Linked DNA regions of Mus musculus: regions 2 and 3 are each linked to region 1. The links are chromatin loops, found by intact Hi-C in ENCODE. Cell type or tissue: gastrocnemius. All regions are shown on one strand.

The links. A loop is a pair of places that touch in the nucleus more often than their neighbours do. Peaks named below come from ENCODE experiments on the same cell type or tissue, not always from the same donor. Only the 100,000 strongest peaks of a DNase experiment are listed, where the experiment ranks them.
Region 2: it touches region 1 in a loop (11-fold over the local background); 34 of 42 quality-filtered maps call a loop at or near these places.
Region 3: a loop joins it to region 1, with 5 times the contacts of the local background. A loop is called at or near these places in 4 of 42 quality-filtered maps.

The regions. Positions count from the first base shown.
Region 1 is chr6:114,719,761-114,727,760 of GRCm38, reverse strand. It overlaps Atg7 (autophagy related 7), which reads right to left. Exons shown (of 19, transcript NM_028835.5): 17 at 2,787-2,867. Among named protein-coding and RNA genes, the nearest start is that of Gm52917, 11 kb to the left of the region's middle. In gastrocnemius, a CTCF peak has its summit at 3,653; DNase peaks (open chromatin) are centred at 894 and 3,656; H3K4me3 peaks cover 864 bases; H3K27ac peaks cover 2,054 bases.
Region 2 is chr6:114,923,821-114,931,820 of GRCm38, reverse strand. It overlaps a transcript of Vgll4 not described here. Among named protein-coding and RNA genes, the nearest start is that of Vgll4, 6.0 kb to the right of the region's middle. In gastrocnemius, CTCF peaks have their summits at 2,292 (motif pointing left), 3,192 (motif pointing left), 4,854 (motif pointing left), 5,256 and 1 weaker place; DNase peaks (open chromatin) are centred at 2,254, 3,193, 4,256, 4,844 and 5 more places; H3K4me3 peaks cover 1,575 bases; H3K27ac peaks cover 2,045 bases.
Region 3 is chr6:115,263,186-115,271,185 of GRCm38, reverse strand. Syn2 (synapsin II) reads right to left here. Exons shown (of 13, transcript NM_001111015.1): 10 at 7,205-7,354. Among named protein-coding and RNA genes, the nearest start is that of Timp4, 15 kb to the right of the region's middle. In gastrocnemius, a CTCF peak has its summit at 3,084 (motif pointing right); a DNase peak (open chromatin) is centred at 3,102; H3K27ac peaks cover 5,683 bases.

The DNA.
Region 1 (8,000 bases):
CCCCGGCCCCTTCCTATATTTGAAGCTAAACCAAGCAGGAGTAGAGTGAGCCTCTCTTTGGGGTGGGAGTGAAGGGGGATGGATACTGGAAACCAACAAAGGAAAACATCACCTCATGGGAACAAGAGACAGAGGCTTGGTCCTCAGTGGGACGGGCTTCTAAACACCACTACCACCTCCACAATGGCTGGAGAAGACAGAAGGCAGGAGGCACAAAAGAGCTGGAGCTGAGGAGAGTCCTAAAATTCAAAGTTCTGGACTTGACATTTTGGCGCACTCATGAACTCGGAGAAACTATGGCTACCTGCAGGAGTCCTAGGTAAGACAAATCCAGTCAAAATTCCAGCCCAGATGGTTGAGGTATGACCCAGGCCCCCATCTCTTCCTGGAAAGCTACTGGCAGCTGATAGCTTCTGGGGGAGGGAGAATTATTCTCTCTTGAATGTGTGGCCTTGATAGAGGATTTCCCAAGTCCTTCCCCACATCCATGTACATGCAGAAAGTGTAGTGGGACTAAGTAGGTTAAGGGTGGGGGCATGTGGTAGGGAAAGGCTGTGTTGGAGGATGGTTTAAGGGGAGTTGAAGAGAAGAAACAGAAAGATATGCTAATGTGTCATTGTATACATGTATGAAATTCCTAAGACTGAGGAAAAATTTTTAAAAAAATGACTTCATGAATATCAAAGGAAAAATTTGTAGAACTTGCTTTTAGCTCCAAAGAATTTTGATTCAAACAGCAGCAACTCAGACATGACTCAGTATAAAAAACATCCTGCTGAGTAAGCGTTAAGCAAGCTCTCATAGAGCGAGCGATTCCGCTTAATTGGAATTGTCATTTCGAAGAATCAACGCTCGGAGAACAGATGATGCAGATGGCAGGGAGGGGGGCCAAGAAAGTAAATGAGGGGCTTCTCCTGGAAAGAGGTGCAGCCTTCTCGGCACAAAGGAAACCCAATATCCAGACCACATGAAAAGTGATCGCTGTGGGACAGTGCAGCTGTGAAAATCCACATCAGGTTGTATTAACTCGCCTGGCAAGTTTGTGTAACGCAGGACTCTGAATGGCCACTGACAGGAAATAACTCTGGTAACAAAGACACCATACCTGTGTTTAATCTCATGCTTCCAAGGAGGGAGGACAAAAATACAAAAAGCTATTCTTTCTTAAAGAAAAAAGAGGGGCAGCCTGAGGTACCCTTGGGCTTCTTTATAGACAGACAGCATCTTATGGGCTGATTTAATTAGAAACAGAGCAGGAAAGCAAATGCTCACATTTCTCTGAGAACCCAATTATCTTCATTTCATTGATGAGCTAGACCTACATAAAGCCACAGAGACACTTCTGGCATGGGCACCAAAGGATTTCAGTTTGAAAATAATCCAGCCAAGTTATTTGGAGAGCAATTAGTTCAGCCGTACAATGAAAAGACAGACAGACAGACAGACAGACAGACAGACAGACAGACATTTCCACTAAGGAGCACACAGCCCTGAGACCCTGTCCCTGCAAACAGATGTGCACATTACCACCCTCAGGGTCCTGCCAAAGAGGATACAGGATACCTTGAGAAACAGCAAGAAGAATGGGCTCAGAGGTCATCTACCCACAAATTATAAGGTTTCAATCTCAACCAGGCACTTGAGATGCCCAACAATAAAGCAGGCTTAGTTTACTCTCAGAGCAGAAAGGAAAACAAACCACTCTCCACTCGGGAGTGCCTAGATTTAACCAAATCCATTACTGTGGCTTATCTATCCCAGATTCCACTGTTAGGTAAACAGGTCAGGACAGAAGCCACTCTAAGTAGACTTTTCCTAGAATTCAATTCCCTCAGCTCTGCCCATTGCAGGAGGCATAGCAGGGAAACCTCAGACCTCTGAGAAACGCCATCTTGGGATGAGTGACCCCCATAAGCTACTCTGCATAGCACCCCAAGTAGGAGCTGGAGATGGGGAGGTTGAAGGCTTAAAGTGGTGGCTCTCAACCAGAGGGTTGTGACCTCTTTCGGAGAGGAACGACCCTTTCACAGGGGTTGTGTATCAGATATTTACATCATGATTCATAGCAGTAGAAAAATTATAGTTATGAAGTAGTGACAAAAATAATTTTATGGTTGCGGTCACCATAACATGAGGAACTGTCCTAAAGAGTCGCAGCATTAGGAAGGTTGAGAAGCACTGGCTTAAAGGGACATCCAAAGGGAATCAGCTGTCACGTACAGTACACATGCGAGAATAACTCAGAGCCTATTAAAAACTGAGATGCCATGTCGTTTTGAGATACATCAGCCGGTTCCCATTACAGTGGACAACAGCCCTGCTCTATTTTTAGAGCTGCTGGAAAGATCAAAGAGGAAGGGGCCTTGTTCCGGCCTCCCAATCCAGGCCCCTCATCTCTGCTTGCTGTTCCTTTGCATTAGGAACATCTCCAAAACACAGCTGGGCCTGCCTGAAACCCCCACCTTCTGGGGAAAGCATAAGAAGCTGCACTGCTGAGTAGATGCGAGGAAGGAACCCCTCAGGCGGGGACCGAGACACTCAGGAGAGCTTTATGACCAAACTGAAAGTACTGTACAGCAAGAGCTGACCCAGCAGCTAGCTCAGGCTCTCTGCACACTAGGACCTGAGATTTCCCAAGCTGGCTTCTGTGGATGAATGCAGATCAACAGCAGCAGGACCAAGCCTACCGGGCTCCCTTCCTCTACTCACGCACGCATGCACGCACCACCCCACTGGCCCGAGTGGGTTAGGATGAGGTTAAATTGCTCAGAGGTAAAATGACTTACTTTGGGTGAACAGGCTGTACATTTATCAAATGCCAGGCTGACAGGAAGAACATTATCGAACCGTGACAGAAAACCCCGGATCTAAAACCAAACAGAACAATTACTCATTAGGTCAGGGATAAACACAGCTATAATGATGCATGTCTGTGGGTGACAAGGAGGAAGAAATGGTTATTATGGGTCCTGACACAGGCGATTCTGTGAATGTAAGTTCCTCCCCATACGGTGATAGGTTTGAGAGAACTATTCTGACTCTTTATTCCCACGATGTACATGATCTTTAAATGTTTGAGACCTAAAAGCACATTTACTTTAAAACATAAAAAGCAAGGTGGAAGACCTCAAGCACTGTCTCGGGGTTGGGGTGGGTTTTAGTCGGTAGGATCCCTGGCTAGCATACACCAGGCTCTGCTCCATCACCAACACGGCATACGCCCGGGCATGGTGGTGAGGATCAGGAGTCCAAAGCCATCCTTGGCTACATAGCAAGCCTAAGGGCAGTCTGGGCTACAGGAGACCTTGTATGAAGAACAAAACAAACAGAAAGTACTGTTTTAAGAAATGCCTGAGAGCTAAGGTGTAGTCCAATGGCAGGTTGCTTGTCTGGCATGTAGGAGGCCGGGGTTCCACCCCAGCATTACAAAACAGAACAAAACTCAGACTTCTAGGTTGCTCTGACTCGCTTCTCTTATGGAAATACAGAGGCCGGGTAAGTGTGCATTTCCACAACTCTGTGGTGGCTTCTCAAGGGCAGACAACTTGGGAATAACAAAAGGCAAAGGTAGGCACACTGACTAGCTGCTGAATGCAGACCCCGCGGAAATAAAAACACGCAGTCACAGCATTGATGGGGAAACAGCACCACCTTGAGCAGAAACATCTGATTGCAACCAATAAATCCACTTTTAGAGCAGCTCGTGGGTTCCACCCACCACGGCTGAGTGGTGATGGAGCGCTGCTCCCCCTTGTATGTACCAGGAACATAGCATTTATAAAACTTGTAATAGTAAAGCCTTGATCATTTCCACAGAAGCCAGCATCCGCAGTAAGCAAGATAACATGAATCTTGAAAGTTCATTTATTTGATGCCAGAACTCCCAGTTTTAAGGTCATGAAACGTATGATCAGGTGAAGCAGCCTGGCATGGGTGGGCAGGAGGAAATAAAATCTGGTTTCTAGTGGGGCCTGTCTCAGGTTCATACTGCTGTCGTGGTCACCATGACTAACGGTGGCATCGCAGTTTCCTATTACTGTGAGAAACACCATAACCAAAAGAATTTGGGGGAGGAAAGGTTCATTTCAGTTTACATTTCCACATCACAGTTGATCACCAAAAGAAGTCAGGGCAGGAACTGGAGGCAGGAACTGAAGCAGAGATCACGGAGGAATAATAAAGAATATGCCTTGTTCATCGTGGCTTGCTTACTTATAGAACCTCAAGCCACCTGCCACACCCTCCACCCACATCAATCACCCATTAGGAGGCAGAGACAGGTGGATTTCTGAGTTCGAGGCCAGCCTGGTCTACAAAGTGAGTTCCAGGACAGCCAGAGCTATACAGAGAAACCCTGTCTCAAAAACAAACAAACAAAAACAACAACAACAAAAAACATCAAAAAACAAAAAACAAAAACAAAAAAAAGAAAGAAAAGAAAATACCCTACAGGCTTGCCCACAGGCTAATCTCATGGAGACTTTGTCCTCAACAATCATTCCTTCTCACATTTGTCTAGGCTGGTATCAATCAGCAGGTGGACCTCCATAGCCAGATGGCACCTGGCTCCCCGGCACCCTCTTTTTAGGTAACAGCATTCTCTTTTATGTCTTCATAATTTTCCTCTGCTTTCCTCTTTTAGAGCCAGAGATCAGACCCAGTGTCTTAGACTTGCCGAGCACAGCCTCTCCCATTAACTTCAATCACCTCATTTAAACAGTGCCCCTCCCCACCCCCGCAGGGTCCATGATTAAGCACAGGCATGCAGAGGCCAGAGATCAGGTGTCCATCATTCTCCACCCTATCACTTTACAACAGCAGGAAGGCTGGCCAGCAAGCTCTTGGGACCTGCTTGTCTCTGTCACGATGGGCCTACAGGTACACAGTTTCTCCAGGGCCCCATCATGTCAGGTAAATAGAAAAAGGGACACAACCCTCTCAACTCTCTTTACTCAGAGCCATTTTGAATGAACAGCTAAGTTCAGATGAACACAAAGCCTGATGCTGTTCACAGAGGTCTCCATTTGCTGGGTTGCAACCCACAGCCTGATGGGAAGTGTATTCTCACTTCCAGCACACCCAATCTCGAGAAAGCCTACAGGCCATTTCTAGAGCCCCTTCAATCCCAGAGCAAAAACATACTGTCTCAGTGAGGGTGACTACTGCTGTGATGACCAAAGCAAGCTGGGGAGGAAAGGGCTCACATCACCACAGTTCCACAACACAGTCCATCATCCAAAGCAGTGAGGGCAGCAACCTGGAGGCAGAAGCTAACGCCAAGGATGGGTGCTGCTTACTGGCTTGCTCCTCATGGCCTGCAGAGCCTGGGTTGGGTCCCTGGAATCCATGTGTTAGAAGGAGAGAACTGACTCCTACATGGTAAATACATATGATCAAAAGATAAGATGCATGCATGCTCTGTTCACAGTGTGCCTCACACACACCTAAGCTACTTTCATACTGAGGTCTTTTAAAGCAATTGGAGCTAACACATTCCCACTAAATGCTGTTGAAAGCGGCCCGCACAGCTGTCTCTATTCCGTGGTGGCACATGGAGCTTCTGTTGTCATTTCTGTTCTGTAGGAACGGCGGCTGCTAAACTTAGGAACAGAGGTTGGGACCAGAACTAGAGGGAAGGGAGAGAGTAAAACTAGTTAAGAAGCTGAAAAAGAGAGGAGAGGAGAGGGGGGGAGGGGAGGGGAGGGGAGGGGAGGGGAGCGGAGGGGAGGGGAGGGAGAGAGAGAGAGAGAGAGAGAGAGAGAGACAGACAGAGAGACAGAGAGAGAGACAGAGAGAGAAACAAAGGCCAACAGCAACACAGGTGTACCCCAGGAGTCAAGCCATCTCAAACCAGTCCCATGGCTAATCTTTATTCATGGCATGAAGAGTCTAAAATCCTTCTTTTGCAAGTGCAAATTCAGTCATGCCACAGATGTTTGTTTATTTTTGACAAAAGGACTCACTCTGTAGCTCAGGCTTGCCTTATACTACAGTCACCCTTCTCCCAATACTGGGATAAGAAGGGTGAGCCCTCATACCCAGCTACCTGCTGGAAAACACCTTCTCCAGCACATGTCATCAGTTGGCCACGTATGTGAGAGCTCGAAGTTAAGAACAAGCTCTGCAGTATTCCCATACAGCAGGGCTATAGACCATGAAAAACTGAGAGTCTACAAATGATGTCTTACGTGTATGGTCAACTCCTATCCCTCAGCCTGACAGGAATGCATAAAATGAATGGAGCAGAGGCTGCTGCCAACAGTTCAGCACTATCCTTAGCTATCCTTCACAGAGGCCAGGCATCATCTCACAGTCCAAGAAAGTAAACATCTACCCCAGATTAGAATCCTTCCCACATTTTCTAGGAAAGAACACCACTATTCCACCTTATGGGCCAAATATTTAAATTAAAAAGGTCTGTAAAGTGTCAAAGATTCTGTTCTAGGCCCTTTTATGTGTTTCAAGACTTATTTTATTTAAAGTGTGTGGTATGTGTGCTCATGTGTGCAGTGCCCACTGAGAGAGGTGCTAGGATCCTGGGGGCTGACAGTTGTGAGATTTCGGACTTGGATACTGGGAACTAAATGTGGGTCCTCTGCAACAGTAATGTGTGCTCTTAACCACTAGGCTATCTTTACAGTCCCCACTCTCCCCTTTCAGAGGTGAAAGCACTAAGGAGAGGCACTGTGAAAGCTGCCCATACAAAAATCTGATGTGTAGCTGCTGCGGGCTGAGGTTGGACTATAGAGGACATCAGCACAAAGGAACAGCTGGGGGGACAGAAACACCAAGTCTCCTCTGTGGAGGTGAGTAGCAGTGCAGGTTTTTGCCAACACTTATTAAAGTCGACTTATTTCAACTGTAAATTATGCCTCAGAAATGCTAATTTAGAAACAGTTTATATATTTGGTAGTTTCAACAAGATCAGAATGAAAAGTTCCTGCACGTCCTATACCCGCAAATAATCATCAGCTTAAGTGTCCAGTTTAGCTGAAAACTAACAGTTTTCCTTTAATCATTTCTGGTTCTTGATGCTAATCCCAGGGCCTTGTGATTGCTACATTCTAGCACAGAGCTATGTGCCCTCCTGCCCAGAAGAAAAGATACGCCTGAAATATGTTTCCTTGCTGCTACTGCATTTGGAGGGCCCTGGACGAGAGCTACCTAAGCTTCCTTGGCTCCTGCCCTGTAAGTCACTGTCAGAGCCTATACAGGCAAAGCAGGCAGGGTGAGATCTCTGTTGCAAAGCACAAGTCCTGGGCTATCCCTGAGCTTGGCCATCAGTGCTCTGAAGACAAGAGATGCTGCCCTGGGTGTGAGGTGAGAGGCAGCAGCAGGATGCACAGGCCATGAGCTCAGGGCTGTTAACAGGGGGGCTGGGGGGTGGGGGTGGGGTTGACAGTCCTGTGACTGTCTTGCATTGTGGCCAGACTTCATCAGGTATACAAGGCCCTCCAGAAAATGCACCTAGCAACAGAGGTTAGTTCACCAAATGGGTCTGGTTCCATGCCACCTGAGGAATGTGACCATCTCTGGAAGGAATGCCACCACAAAGTCTTTCTTTCTAGGGTGGTGCATCTCCAATGACCATGGTTCTGGAGGTTTCCAGTGGTGGCCCTGAGCTGTGCTGGTAAAGGTATAGTCTGGAAGGGCTCAGAGGTGACTGATGGCAGGGCAGGGATGGGAATCCCTGGATTGGGTTGTAATTTTAGCTAAAATGCCTCCAGTTTTACGAGGGTTCTTCATACGTCTAGTCTGCTCTCCATGCAGGGGCCAAGGCTTCCCGTTGTCATGCCCGGTAGGGATGCAGACATCCACATGCACGTGTCAGGTCGTCTGCACGCACTGGTCCTGTGGCAGCTTGGCTGGGTGTCACTGCATCCAATGACCTTCCACACTTTCCAGATTAGATAAGCAAGACTCAGAAATGACCCAGCCTTACAAGCACCAAAGAGAAAAGCCAGCAATCTCAGCTCTGGTTTATTTTGGCTCGAAAGCCT
Region 2 (8,000 bases), 200 kb before region 1:
ATGTACACAGCAGGCTGTTGCACATTTCATGAGGGTACTTTGACCACCTTGCTCACCCAAGCTCACTTTCTTGTTGAACATTAAATGTGCATTCATAAGGGGGAAACGGAGGGACTCGAGTTTTCTCTTTGATGAAGAGTCCTTGGCCACACGCCAGGCCAATAAAGTGAAAGATCCAGACCGAATTCCCGCCTTCTCGTTCTCCGCGGCCTTCCTGGCATATTGAACTGGCACCCGTTTTTGTTTTTATTTTCGTCTTAATTAGTCATGCTACTGAAAGCAGGCACGCAGCCGTGATCTGCCGAGGGTGTGGAAGGGTGCTCCTGGCTCAGCGATTGGAGGGAAATGGTTGCTGTATGTGTCAGCCTTCCCTGGGAGGACACGGGGGTGGGGGAGGGTAACCCCCTTCTTGGTGTTTCCAGAGCCAAGCTAGAAACTGTAACCTAGGGCTTCGGTGGCAGCTGTGTCTAAATTTGGCGGCTTGGTTACCGCTTTGGGGAGGGGATGCCCTGAGCTTGCCCACACAGGCAGAGCTTTCTCTCCCCCCTTCCTTACCACGTGCTTTACAGAAGAGGGGGTGGGGGGAGCTTTTATCTGGGTGTAATGTGAATTGGAAGCATTGGGGTTATCGTTTTCTTGGGCATTGGGTACAATGGGAATGCTTATACAGGGACACTGTAGCTGGGATCCTAGAGAAACCATTTCAGACAGAGTGGACGGTAGAGACATTCACAACTAACAGGATCTTCCCTGAAACTTGGGTTAGTGAAGTCCCTTATGGCCACTGTTCCCGGGACTGGCCTCATCCAGATATGTGTGCAACCAGTCCTTCATCCCAGGTAGCCATGTGTCACTCGGTGTGCCCTTCAGAAGGACACAGAACTTGCAGCTGACGGCAAACTATGGCTGCAGAGCTAACCTACCAGGAGTGCAAGCCAGCATCCTGTGTCTGCTATGATCAATACTCTCTTGGCACTGTCTCTTGGCCTGTCTGTTTTTCTCTCTGTCTTTCTTGGTTTGTAAGGAGAGCAGAGTGCTAACGTGCTCCTGTGGTAAGAAAAACTATGTAACCCAGCAGAAGGTGGCGGACACCGCTGTTCTATGCACCAGCGTTGTGTGTCGGGATCCCACCTGGGTGCTGGTGGGGACAAGAGGCTCAGGAGAAAGAGGAGTTCCCAGAATTTGGGTTTTAGACAGGTGCAGGTAGGGTGCCAATGGGAGGGAACCTGCTGTTCTGTACCCGAGTCTACAGGGGACTTTTCAGAGGAGTAGAGAGAGGAGGAGAGGCTGTGCCAGAAGGAAGTCATGAAGGGAGGTGTATCTTCCATTACTACTGTCTACTTAAGTGACAGATGGGTGATCCATATGAGTCCTGGATAGCTGGCAGCTTTTCGGAGCAGTAATCTTACATTTTTCTGAGCAATCAACCTGAGGGTTAACGCCACCTGGGTGTTAAGGAAGCCGTTAAACGGGCAGTGGCAAGACCTTTGTTCCCGCTCTTTTCTCCCCCTTTTTTATGGCTGGTTCTGTTTGCAGTTCTTTGGGGCTGGGGGCAGGGCAGGCCTATCACCCTAACAGACTTGGCATCCTTTATGGAACATGAGGAAACCATTGTGCAAGAAGCCCTAGCTCTGAATTCACCGGTCTGGCCCTAGGTAGCCCTGCATGATTGGGGGGCGGGGTTCTGCCATGCTCATTTACATACCCGGAAGTCAGCAGTTGTGCAGTTACTTGATCAAGTGTCAGAGCCGGGCTGTAAGCCCAATCTTTCCTACGTTTAGGGCTCCTTTACCAGGAAGCCTCTGTCCCCTTAGATAGAAAGCAGGCAGAGTGTCCTGCTTTCTGCCTCTGGTGCCGCCTGCAGTGTCCTTTGCATCCTCCTCCTGTTTGTCCTTCTGGGCTCAGTCTTCTATGCACCCTGATTGCTCTTTCTGAAGAGTCGGCTTTCCTTACCAGGGCTACAGCCGTTATGGTTTTCAAAATCTGCTCAGAACCTCTAGGTTAGGGAGTGTGGCTCAGTGAGGAGTGCTTGCCTAGTATGCTCTAGCATCTCCAGCACTGATGGTAGTATGGGGGCACAGGAGACCTACTGTGTTTCCAAGGCTATCTCATGTGTCACTTAGCTGTGAGATGATTCTAGACTTGTGGCTACCTATGAGGCCACTATGGTAAGAGCTTGCTCCCCTGTGCTGGGAGCCCACATGTGAGATCTGGGGTGAAATCCTCCACTTCTTGAGAACTGGACATTTCTGGACACTGGACTTTCACTGACCCCTACAGGACTATGTTCTCACTGCAGCAAACACAGAAAGCCAGGAGCTGACAGAGTCTGCTGTAAGCAGGCTCTGGCCTGTAAGCAGGGAGGACCCCATTGTTCTCCAGTGTCCTGGCTGTGCTGGATACCATCCATACACTTCAAACTTCAGGCCACTGCCACCCCAAGTGACATTGAATCATTCTGAACTTTGTGTGGCTTATGTACTTTATCTGTCTGCTATAGGCCTTGGGAAGTCTGCTCAATTAGTCTCCCCTTCTTTACATATTATGTAAAGAACCTAGGGAAAAACTTTCTTTTTTTAATGCCAGAAATAAGCCACAGAGTCACGATGTTCACTTGACCATCTCTGCTTTCTAACTGTTTAAAGCGTCAGGAGCCGTAGGGTGTAGCTCCTTTTCAGTGTCCTGGACTCCATCAGAAACACTCACTGCCTCTGGGGCCTGGTGGCCTCTCCTGCTTCCCTCAGTACCCAGATTAGACTTAGAGGTCTCCGTTCCAGTTTGTTCTCAGAAAATAGCTGGGCTACCTAACAGTGCCAAGTGTTGTTGTTGTTAGGTTCTGGGGAAAGTGATCTAAAGAGAGACAGGAGGTGTGAATAGGAGGCCAATACTTGAGGGGTACAGCTGTAAAGAGACAGTGACCCCACTTAGTGCAGCCAGAAAAGACTGGAAATTCTCCGCCAACTGCCTGGGACCAACAGCTTCTGGGAGGGACAGGTCAACAGGAGAGCCTGCTAAGCCCAATTCCCAGACGAAGTAAGTGTGTGTGTATGTGTTTTGCATCAGTTCTAGATGCCTCTGAGCTAGGAAGCCTACCTAAGATGACAGGCCCTTCTATGTAAAGGAATACTGAAGGCTTACATGTAAGGGGGATGTGGTGTCTTAGGTTGGCTCGCAGTGCCCCCTAGTGGTAGTCAAGAGCACTACACCTGTAAGGGTGGGCCGGCAGCCAGGAGCTTCTCACTAGGCCAGTAGTTCAGGGGTCACCCAAGACCATCAGAAACACAGATAATATTTACATTAATAGTCGTCACAGTAGCAAAATAACAGTTATGAAGTAGCAACAAAAGTCATTTTATGCTTGGGTCACCACAGCATGAGAAACCGTTAATAGGATTGCATCATTGGGAAGGTTGAAAACCACTGTTCTAGGAGAAGCATTTTAAAACTGTCTAGGTGTGTACTTGTAAATCCAAACTTCATCTGTCTGGGGTTCCCTGGGCCTGGCTATAGAATTGGGGACTGGACAATGCTTGGCTTAGAAGGCTCCTGACTGGTTCCAGTGGGTGGGAAAACCACCTCTCCTTCCTTTGTGTTTTAGAAACAGGGTTACAGTGTAGCCCAGGCTAGCCTAAAAACATCTGCTCTTTCTATCTCAGGCTCTTATGTGCCGGGGTGACAGTTGTGGATTACAACAACCAACTCTAGAAACTTTGACTTCTATCATATTTACCCACGGCTCACCAGAGTTGGTGCTGTCTGTCCTTCCACCACATGGGGTCCCAGGGGTTGAACTCAGGTTGTCAGATTTGGCAGCAAGCACCTTTATTCTCTGAGGTGCCTCCCAGGTCCCAAACTACACCAGTCTTGTAGATGGAATTCTGGTGGCCATGTTAGTGTCCATTTAAACACAGCATCAGTAAAAACACTGAAGGGGTGGCTATAGGGTGACTCTGGCACATCTCTCTCAGAAAACCTGGGCTCGCTTTGTGAGAAGACTTGAATACTATTGGGCATTATTTGGCTTAACGATATTTTCAACAGAAATACTTATTTCTCTTCTACAGTACTGAATACAGCTGACAGGGTTGAAAGGTAAGAATGGGGCCTAGAGAGATGGCTCAGTGGTTAAGAGTGCTCTGTTGCTCTTGCAGAGGAGCTTGGCTTGGTTCTCAGCATTCACATGCTGTTCACAACTGTCCATTACTCCAGACCCGGGGGATCTGGTGCCCTCTTCTGGCCTCTGAAGGCAATGCATGCATGCATGTTGTGCACAGGCATACACTCAGGCACAAACACATATACACAAAATAAAAATAAATAAATCTTAAAAAGAAAAGAGACCTGACCTTACTCTTGACAATACCATCGAGAGAATTAAAATTGGAACTGGGCTGGGGTGCCGCTCAGGGTGCTTCCCTCGTGTGGAAGTCACTTTGTTGGGCGTGCACATTGTTGGGCGTGGAGAACTGTAGATGTACCAGGGTTCACTAGAGACCGCTCTTTCTGGGGGCGGTAATTTATTTCCTTCCCGCAGCACTGATTTGTTATGAAGGTGGTGGGCAGCGGGGGCGGGGGTGGTGGCAGCTGCGGTGGTGGTTGAAACAGTGTTCTCCTGCACAGACCACTCTGGACTGGACCTCATATCAGTCCTCCTCGGTCAGAGTCACAGGTGCTAGGATTACAGGCATTAACACCACTGTCCTTGGCTTTTTCTAGTTATTTTAAACACTGGAGTGATGGCTCAGCAGTGAAGAGTACTGGCCTCTTTTCGGGAGGTCTGGCCTTTGATTCCTAGCACCCACATGGTGGCTTACAACCTTTGTAACTCCAGTTCTGGTGGATTGGAGCCCTCTTCTGGCCTCCTTGGGTACTGCATGTACATGGTGCACTGGCTTACATGCAGGCAAAATGCCCATACATGTCAAATAAAAGCAAAGCTTAAAAAAAAAGCCACTATTCTGAGCATGTACTCATTAAGTTTGTTTATGCCTTGAGTTCATCTTGAAACCTGCTTCTCTTTAGTCACCTGTCACCAATAGAATTTGTTCTTAATAGTATTTTTTGTTTTAATTTTTGAGATATTTAATGAAGGTGAAGCTATTTGGTAAGAGGCATTTTCTCTTTTAAAATTTTTTAAGAGTCATTTTCAATGACTTGTCTAGGTAAAAGCAAGAGGCTGTTGTATTTGAGAGACAGTTTACACTGGCGACTTCACTTTTCTGAATTGCCAGTGTGATTTAAAATTGGCCCCTAGAGGGAGATGTTGTATTGAAATTTTACATCCTGTTTGAAGAGCGGTTTTATGTCGTTTTTTCCAAATTTCACAAATTTGTATTAAACCCCTTTCAACGGTGCACAAAATGATCCCGTGTTAGTTAAAAGAAGTACTTAGAACTGGTACTGTTTTGCAGGGAACAAAAATTAAGACATAGGTCAATGATATACTTTATGGAACATTTTTGACAGAGTACATTTTAAAACGAGTCAGTTTAAGCAATCCCACATCGCAGAAATAGCCTGATACGCTAGGGTCTTTCCTTGGAAGGGCGTGCTATAGAAGGAACTTGACAGACGATTTACATTTACCTGGCCCAAACTTAGGACCACTTGAAATTTGACTCTATCCCTTCCCCTATGGCTCAGGTCAAGGTGTCCTGCCAATCTAAATTCAACCTCCAGGGGCCAGGGGAAAGTGGAAGGAAAGGCGGCAGAGTTGTCATCTGACACCCCACTCTCCATCCCACTACTAGACAGAGAGACACACACTAGTAAGAAATTTGATTCTTTCTCCTACATTTGGATAACAGGTGTGCCCCTGTTTAAAGACTCCAACTCACACGTTGAAGACCTATTGTGTGTTCGTTGGACTTTATGCATAGTCTGGCAGGTGAGAGCTATACAAAGCTCCTAAGTCTTGCCTTAGAGCTAAGTGCAGGATGGACCTCAAGAACATGGCCTGGACCACTTAGTCCTTCCTTGGTCAGGGTTCCTAGAGGAGAGCTCCCACCAGGTCTTCAACTTTGCATCCTAAAGAAGTCAGTCTTAAGTGGTTTTCCTTTATCATCAATGCAAGGGTATTGTTGTGGTTGTTTTTGTTGTGTTGGTTGTGGTGTCTGTGTGTGTGTATATGTGTGTGTATTTTGAGAGGTTTCTCTGTGTAGCCCTGGCTGTCCTGGAACTCACTATATAGATCAGGTTGGCCTCGAACTCAGAGATCAGCCTGCCTCTGCCTCCTGAGTGCTGGGATTAAAGGTATGTGTCACATGCCTGGCACAAGGTTTTAACTTAAAACTCTATGTAGCACTGTGGCTGTGGCTGACATTCTTGAGGCCCTGGTCCCATCCTGGGCACCACATGATTTCCGTCTTACAATGGCATTGTGGGTATTAAGATAGGTCAAGGGTGAAAGCGCCTTGGCCCATGCTGTGTCTTGGATGGTTGTTTGTACTCTGCTGAGGAATGTGTAGAGGATGTGAACATTCGGAGATGCCTGTAAGCCTGAGTTCTCACACATCCAGCTGTTCAGTTGATGAAGGACACCAGCTCATTTCCTAAAATCTTTTTTGGATTTTTTTTGCTTTTGTTGTTCACGCATCAGTTTAGACTGATTTTAATTGCATGAATGGTGATGGGGAACCGCCTTTAGACAGAAACCATTGTCTAAAAGTGGAACCACTGTGAAATTTAAAGAGAACAGTTGACTGGACTGGAGGCGGGGACCTGATAGCTCAGTGGGGGCTGTGTGTTCCCAGTCTTCCCAAACTTGATACAATGTTCCCTTCTCCGAAAGGCTCAAGTAGGAACATTTGATTCTAATAAGTATCTGAAAGTGCTATCAGGCCCCCGGCTTTTAAGCTGCTCGTGGGTTTGGCTGATGTAGACTAACTCAGTAGTCAGCTTTCTGGCAGGCAGAATGATTGAGTGGTTAGCCTGGGCTTGTGTCTGTGGTGACGGCGCCATCTCTGTTCCACCAGGAGGCTGAGCCATAACCAATATTTGTAGAGTACCTATTGTATGCTGTGGTGAGACTTATACTGACTACAGCTGGGCCTTGGTTTTCGTCTTTTCCACATGTAGTTTACTTTGGTCATCTGATACTAGTATGTGACATAATCTGTGACTAGCAAGAACACACACACACACACACACACACACACACACACACACACACACACATCCCATATAGACATTCACCTCTGCAGCTCTGAACGTTCATAGCTCCCTGTCAACTTTGTGTTTTAAGTCAGGTGCTTCCATCGTGGTCCTTTGAAGGTCTTGTTAATTGCTTAGAATTGTACTGCCTTTAGTTACTAAGCTTTAAAGACACTGCAGTTGGATGTGGTGGCCCACGGTTGTAGTCTTTTTTTTTTTCTTTCCATTTTTTATTAGGTATTTAGCTCATTTACATTTCCAATGCTATACCAAAAGTCCCCCATACCCACCCACCCCCACTCCCCTACCCACCCACTCCCCCTTTTTGGCCCTGGCGTTCCCCTGTTCTGGGGCATATAAAGTTTGTGTGTCCAATGGGCCTCTCTTTCCAGTGATGGCCGACTAGGCCATCTTTTGATACATATGCAGCTAGAGTCAAGAGCTCCGGGGTACTGGTTAGTTCATAATGTTGATCCACCTATAGGGTTGCAGATCCCTTTAGCTCCTTGGGTACTTTCTCTAGCTCCTCCATTGGGAGCCCTGTGATCCATCCATTAGCTGACTGTGGGGGTTGTAGTCTTGATATCAGCAATGCAGAGGCAGGTGAATCATGAGTTTAAGCCAACCTTGACTATAAAGCGAGACCCAGTCTTAAAAACAAAATCACCATCACCAACAAGATGCATAGGAGCTGAAGGGACAACAGAGTGGTTTGTAACACGTTCTGCTCTTACGGAGGATCCTAGTTCCGTTCCCAGCTGCCACATTGGGCAGCTCATCGCTGTCTGTAACTCTAGCTCCAGGGGTTCCAAGAACTCTTCTGGACTCTGTAGGTACCTGCGTCACAT
Region 3 (8,000 bases), 540 kb before region 1:
ATATCCTGCTCTGCTGGGTCTGTGGGGCTTTAGCAATCAAAGGGGCTGGGGGGCAGAAGAGATGAATGTCCCATGAAGCAGCTGGTGAAGTGACAGGTCAAGCATCTGGCTATCAATGGAGGAGAGCAAGTTTCCTCATACGGCACCACGAGTGCCCAGGTTTCCCTTTCTTTCCTTCCCCCTCACAGGCATACCAAAAAGCCCCGGTGCATGGTATTACACAGACCCTTCTGAGCTGGGGGTCAGATGGTCCAGCTCTTCTTAGCAGCCAGGTGACTCTGGATAGGTCATCTTCATTGTCTTTCCTGATATGTCAACACATAAAGAATTACAACCTCCATATCTCACATAAGAGTTTTGAGGCTTAAAAACATCAAATGAGCTTTATAAACTATAAAGTCCTAGCCAGTGAATAATATATGGTAACGCCATTGTTTTTGTTTAAATAAGAGTAAATCTACAGTGTGAGAACTACATGTATCAATGGAAAAGATATTGCTAACTAGTTTCCTGTCATCTTGTGCACACGGAGGGTAGTTCTTGTGTGGGGGATTTGGGGTTGGGTTAGACCATGCCTTCTCTCTATACATCACTGCCTTAGTTTGGGCAAGATCCACTCAATTGCAGATCACTGGCCTGAGAGAGAAACGTAGCCCATGAGGATCTATGGGGGTTTTGCTGAAGGTACATCTAATTTCCCACCCTGTGGCTTTTGTTAGACAGACTGGCAGAGGAGCTCCTATCTAAGTGAGGCCCCAACAGGATGGAAAGCTGAGGAAGGAAAGACATTGAGTGACTCAACTTTTGAGAATTGTTGGCTTAACACCAGCTGCCCCCACCAGGAGGAAGGCCTGTGCTTGCTCAGCATATCTGAGACAGGAAATTGGGAAAGGGTCCCAGGGTCTGGCCCCAGGAAAGGGGCCAGGCCAAGCTCCTTGCTGGCCACGCCACAGAACTATTCTGATCAGCTCCCCCAGGCCTTGCTTCCCCGGTCCAGTACTCCAGGGAGAATGAAGCAGCAGGAAGGAATGTGGTCAGGAGGTTGTAGAGCAAAGGGGACAGTATGTTTTCAGCACCTTGAGACCTTTCAGTTGCCACTGCCCCTTTCCTTCCTCTGCAAGGGTATAAAAGGTATCCAGGAATGAGATGATGCCCCTTCCTTCCCAGGGGAATTACTCTTGGGCAAAGACCACTGCCTGGATAGTGGCCCTTCCATAACCTGAGGACACCAGAAATGGTCCGTGGGGGCCACAAGTCCTATGGGGGCTCTGAGGATCAGGTCACCCTAGGTCAGAATGTCAGTTTTGAGTGATTAAAGATGTCCATGAAAGTAAAGACAATCCCAAAATAACTGGTTTCTCTTAATAGTTCGTTAAGGGATCTAGTCACTGGTGGCTTTATCTGAACCTGCCCCCAATCTCCTGGAGTTCTCAGCTTCTACTCACTGGGGAACACGTTCTCTCAAGCCGGGCCTGCTGTGGGAAGCAGGAAGGCCTTGGTTTGTCCTAACTTTACCTCTTAGAACAAGTGAAACAGTCCTGATATGGGATTGAAGGGATGGTTGTGCCTCTCCCTAATCGTCCAGCCCTGGAGGCTGTTCTCAGAGTGAAGAGATCCCCTCTCATCTTGGTCTCCTTGTACAAGTTCACAGAAAAATTTATCATATATGTATGAGTGTTTGCCTACATATATGTATGGGTGCCGTGTGCATGCTTGGGGCCCACAGAAGTTAGAGAAAAGTATCTTTAATCCTTGCAGATAGCTGTGAGCTAGGAACTAGAGGGGGCCCTCTGCCAGAGCAGCCAGTGCTCCTAAGCACTGAGCCATTGCTCCAACACCTCCCACCCCAGTCCTTTTATTCTAAGTTTTTCCCACTACCTCTCCCAGGTCTGGTGGTTACACTCAGCCTGGAGCACAGTACTCTAGTTCTGGAAGGTTCTGAGAGCTACTTGCCTCATCAGCCCCCACCCATCCTGTCACCACCTCCCCACCCAGTAAGTAGCTTATCCTGCTGAAATCTGAACATTAATGTGACAGTCACATGGTCCCGAGCAGCAGTTGCTGCTCTCAGTATCGGCGAGTTGATTCCTTAATACAAGGTCAAAGCCTGTCTTCCAGCAGATTTGCCTCTGGGACCATTTCTAATCCGTGACGGCATCAGAAAGCTAAAGACATTGAGTCATAGCCTTCTGGAAACAGCTGGTAGTCAACTGAAGCTCCTTTAGCTTATGTTGTTTGGTCTGAGACAGAGGTCCATGTATACTAAGCTAACATCAAATCTGCTGTATAGTGAAGGATGACCCAGAGCTTTTGATTCATATATCTCCACCGAAAGAAGGCTGAGATTACAAGGGAGCCACCACACCTGGCTTATGCCTATGCTGGAGACTGATCCCAAGGCACGCACGCTTGAGTCGTGGTATACAAGTACTCTGCCAGCTGAACTACATCCTCTGTTGCCACAGCTCTCTTACTTTTGTCCATAAAGTAGATGAGCCACAAGCCCCAACATCCTGGCCTCTCCTCTCAGTTGGAATCCATCCTGTTATATTACCACCCTTGGACTAGAAGCAACATTCAGTGTGTTTTCTGATCAGTTCAGGCAGTGAGAGAGAGAGAGCGAGCTTCACTTTTTCCCAGATGCACATCAATGCAGGTCAATGCTTCCCAAGGCCTGGTCTTAAACTTGGTCTCTATGGACCTCATCCACAAGCCAAACAGGGAGCTGGTAAAATATATAACAATGGGGTGCCAGAGAAAGACCAGGACCAGATTCACTGAATCAGCACCTGAAATTCTGGCCACCTGAAGGTGGGAGTCTAGGAAGCAGCTCCAGCTCTCCGCAGCCCCAGCTTCAGGCCTGTCTCAGATCCTGGTGATTCATCTCACACTTCTCAGGGGTTTCTCAATTGTCAAGCTGTTCTTGACATAGTCAGTGGTCCTGGGTACTAGGTTTTTCCTAAGCCCTAGAGATGGAAGCAGTAAGCAAGTTTCTACTCTAAATGACTGAGTATGTTTGGGGGATGGGACAGCAGGGGTACCAGGCAAAAGGCTAAGTATGAACCACAGAGGCTCTGCAATCATTGGCCACAAGGTGTCACTGCCACCCTGAGAACAGCATACCACTGTAGAGGTTTCATTGCATGGGACAGCCTGGAGGTTAATATTCCAGCCAGGCTGAGACCTAGTCATTGACAGCCAAATGGAGCTTTGTTGTTGACCGCTCGCTCTGCTTTTGGTGATGTGGTCAATGCCTCCCTGACTCTTGGGAGGATGCACAGTGGTTAGCTAGCTTATGTTTTCCAAGTCACAGTTCTGTCCTGGTCCTCTTCTATATTACTGGGCAAAGAGCAAATCATGGGGCTATGTGATTCAAGCTGTAAGTTCTTTCTCATTCAGCCTGTGGTTGCATGGTCACAAATGAAGCTAACAAGAGTGGCTTGGGTGAGGAGTGGCATACATGACACATGCAGGGGTTTGGCAGGAGATGTGACATGTAGGCTGGGACCCAGGCAATGATTCTTGATTTATAGCTCTTCTGTTTGCATGCTACCAAGGGTCCCTTAGGATCCTGACATTAATCCCAAATAGGATGAGAGGGCCATCAAAGGTGCTGATTACAAATGGGGACACATCATCAGTCATGTTCTGTGTCACCTACAGGGGCAGAGGTAGCATAAGAAAAGCAAGTTAGGATAGGAATTCAGTAACAGGTCATTATAAATGACAAAGGTAAACTATTCCTAAATGCAGAGGTATTAAAATTAGATTTATATTTGTTATTGTAGTTTACCTTTTCTACAGACAACAGAGTGCAACTTGGGCAAACTGCTCTCAACCACCTTTTTTAGAGCACCTGTGATGTTCAGTCATGTGCTGCATAACAATATTTAGGTCAATGATTGGCCACATATATGCTGGTGGGCTCATGAAATCACATCGCCTAGTGATGGCCTCTTAGTTTGTCTAGGCCTGCACTGTACTGATGAAGTCACATGAGATCCCACCTGGAGAGCCCTGTGTGACTATAGTCAGTGGCTGCTAGATTCTGGATGCTTTCTAAGCCCTTTAGATGAAATGATGAGCAGATTCCTGTTTACAAAGAGCTTGCATCCTGGCAGGAGTGAAGAACAAACAAAGAGGGAAGAACAATCTCTCCTGATAGAAAGTAGAAAACCACAACTCCAGGAGGAGAGGCAGCAGCTGCTGAGCAGGCGGCATCTTTGGATGATTGAAGAATGTTAGTTATACTGTGGTGAAAGTTTCTTTACCAAAACAGTGAGCCGTGCCAAAAACAAAAGAGGGAAATCATTTTAGGGAGAGGCTACAAGAGAGGCATAGGCCATTGAGATCGGCATTGCTACGACAGGAACACAAAATGTAAGAGGGCACGTGGGCGAAAGGTAAGTGAGAACCTATGTAAACAGCCTGGGGAAATTTAGGCAAAGGGTGTTGGTGGAAAAGCAAGAACTGTGTGATTCACAGTGGACCCCTTAGACCGCATGTATCAGTTTGCCATCTAGGGTGGGAGGGATGTGTGGATAGCTCAATCGGATCAGTTAGGCTTAGGTAATGAATTCCCAGCAATGACTCTGAACAGTGACGCTCAGGTGACCCTTCTGATTGGTGATATCCCTGAGATATTACCAATGGATGCAGGGAAAGAGATATACTCCAGGGGCAACAGAAGCTTGCTTTTAGACCTTCTCAGATTCTTCACTATGCATTTTCCTGTGGCTTGGTTTTGATCAGAATTGTTTTCCACAACATGCAGTGACTGTGAGTATAATTTTCAGTGAGTTCCTGGATGCCTGCAGAGTTCTATTAGAATTCCAGAACTTTCAGTTGATGTCAGAAGGGAAGATGGTCTTACTGCGTAATGTCCTCTATTAAAGTTAACTAGGCCTTAGTGAGACATTGTGCAGGACTATGCCCTCAGACTTTGTGGTCTGGCCAACTGCAGGTGACCCTGGTATTGGATGGGATCCAGAAATCACCCATTTAACTCCATTTTACAAGTGAGGAAACAGTCTGGAGAGGCTGGGAGGGAGGGTGTGTCATAACAGGGGAGTATCCTGGTTGCCAGTGTGCTCTGCTGAGATGCTTACACTGAAAATACTTATTGTTTGTTTTTAAAAGGGGGAATATTATGGTTTGGATATGATTTGGGTGTTGTCCCCTTAGGGTTCCTGTGCTGAAATTAAGCCTGCAATGTGATTAACTGGTTATCATTAACTATTTACAGAGGCATTCTAGGATCTGGAAGGAATACTGGGACACAAACATCTTGATTTCATTACATTTACAAAATTATAAAATTTAACCACTAAGTAATTTGCCAGAGCCAGATGTCAGAAAAAGGGAAATGCTCACCAGCAGTAATAGATGGTGTGACACTGCACAATGCCACCCTCAACTTGGACATCCCAGAGAGTGAGAGCCAACCTCTGTCACCCAGAAGCTCCCATTTTCTGTACAATCGATGAGGATGGAAATATTCCACTCCTTCCCCCCAAATTATTTATGTCTCACTGTAGAGATCTGGTTGGTCTGGCATTCAATTTATATACTAGCAGAGATCTGCCTGCCTCTGCCTCTCCATTGCTGTGATTAAAGGCATATGCCACTGGGCCTGGCTCCAGAGAAAATTTTAGAGCACAAAAGATACTTAGATTGGATTGCCCACAAGAGAGGAATAAACAGACCCAGAAAGGGGCTTAACTTATCAACTGCCACATTATTTCAATTTAATCAATTTGGGTGAAAAGTTTGGTGAAAATATTTATTGTACATCATGTTTTTACCTACCTTAAAAGGTATATATACTACTGACTAAAAATAACAAATCTTTTGGCAATTCAGGTTCATTCCCCTGAATATCAATGTTTCTATCTACAATTCTGCAATGCTCAAGTGTTTAGGGTAATTAGCCTCTACCCTAAATAACCCAGCCTGATTTTCCCTGCCAGGTATAAACTTTCAGCCCTTTATTCGTTCTCACTGAGGGATTTCTAGAAGGCTGCTGGCTTGCTCGTGAGTGCAGTGCAGTCTTGGATGGTACTCGCTCATCTCCACACAACATGCCAATGCTTCTCCAAGCCTCAGACTGTGGGATCCAAATCCAGACCGTACTTCTTGCCTATGCGTCCTTCCCGGTGCTTCATGTTGTTCTGCCTTATCTGAGGGCTTTTTCTTTTTCTCTTAATTCTCATAAAACTCTAGGGATATGGGCCATGGTTACCTTATCTTAACTGTTGCTATGAACCTTTTCCAAGGTCAGAAAGCCAACAGATTCAGGTTTACAATTCACACTTGATGTTCATTTCAAAATGGACACTCTACACTATTCTATTTCTATTTCTATCCCTATAACTCTTTCAAGTTAAATTTTGAAGGATAAGTTTCTAAGAGAATTCTAACAAAAATGGCAAAACCTACGCTTCATTAAAGGAAAGTGATTCCTCACAAAGTCACACAGATGTTTACGGGGAAAGTTCACTAAGACTCAGTTCTTTGATTCACTGTTAACATTCCTACTACCCTAATATATAAAAGCTTAGTGGAGAGAATCATGGAGATATTTATGAAAAATGAGATATCTCCCTCATGGACTCAGAACTTCAAGTCTGAGGTCTTATCTATCCTTTGGATTGTTACAGAGCTCCTGAGCCTAATGTTCTACAGAGGTTTATGTAGATTTTCCAGTAAAGCTGAACCTGACTGATGGGAGTCGTGTATCACACAAACTGAGAACAGTCAACTTCTCTCCCACAGGAACAAAAAGAGATTTCTATTTAAATTTACCTGTCAGTCTCCCCCCACAAGAGGGGACTGACTTTTCCCTTCTTCTACTCAGAAAAATTCTACCCCACACCTGGATGTCCCACAGAGATCCCCTAGTTCAAAACAAGACACCCTGAGTCATAGGCGAAATGGGACGTAGCTCCCTGGAGTCTTTGAGTTCAGGGTGAAGATCTACTACCCTGTCTCTGCATGGTTCTGAAGCTAATACTGCAGACTGCTGAAGGGCGAGGGAGGGGAGCTTTAAAGGGGATACTTGAAGATAACCCAGAGGGGACGGAACCAGAGAGAAGGAAGAGATAGAACTGTGGATCCCAGCACGTATCTGACCTCTGCTTCCTCCTACAGTCACAGTGTCTGGAGCAGAGGCTCATGACTGCTGGGACTCTTTGCAGTTCCTTACCTGTGGCTGTTGGGTGGTTAAAGGTCTCTGTGGAGACAGGGCAGGAGTCCTGGACAATAGCTGGTTCATCTTGCTGATGACTAGATCAGTGATGAGTTGTCTGTCCTCCACTTGGTGTTCCCCAATCAATGGCATGCTGCAGTCCATGACCTAATGGAAGATGTGACCAGGTGAGGAAGAAGTCTAGAAATGTAAAGGCCCTTATGCAGTGTGGGAACAAGTACAGTTTAAGTCAGCAAAGTGTATTGGTTAGCTAGAATGGTGTTCCTCAGCAGAGACAGGAACCGTTTGTTTCTGCTGCAAACATCTGCCATGACCACTTTCCTTTCTCTCCTCCTGGACCAGGGTTCTGAGATGCTAACTACTGGGAGTAAGAAGAAGAAGAAGAAAATCAAGGAGAGGGCATGGCCTGGGGCTGAAATCTCACAGGGAGAGGAGCAGGAAGGGAATGCCGTAAGAGCAGGCAGTTTTCATCCTTTGATATTTCAGTCTGTCTCCAAACACGCTATGCTCATTAACCGGCCTGACTCCTGTCCTTGCTCCTGGCCAGTACAGTTTCTCTGCTTGCCACTCATCTTGATTCTTCCTGTATCTGGGGCAATGTGTCCTTTAGGAAATGTCCACTTTAGAAGACTCAAAGATTCTGGGGTCCAACTCTCATTTGCAGAGGATAAACAGGCTTACCAGAGAGGGTGATATGGTTATTGAGAAAGCTCCACGCTAAGCAGGCCATGGAGTGAATTTTGAATCTAAAGCCCACTTTGGCCTCCTGATCCTGGTATTCTGAAACACCAAT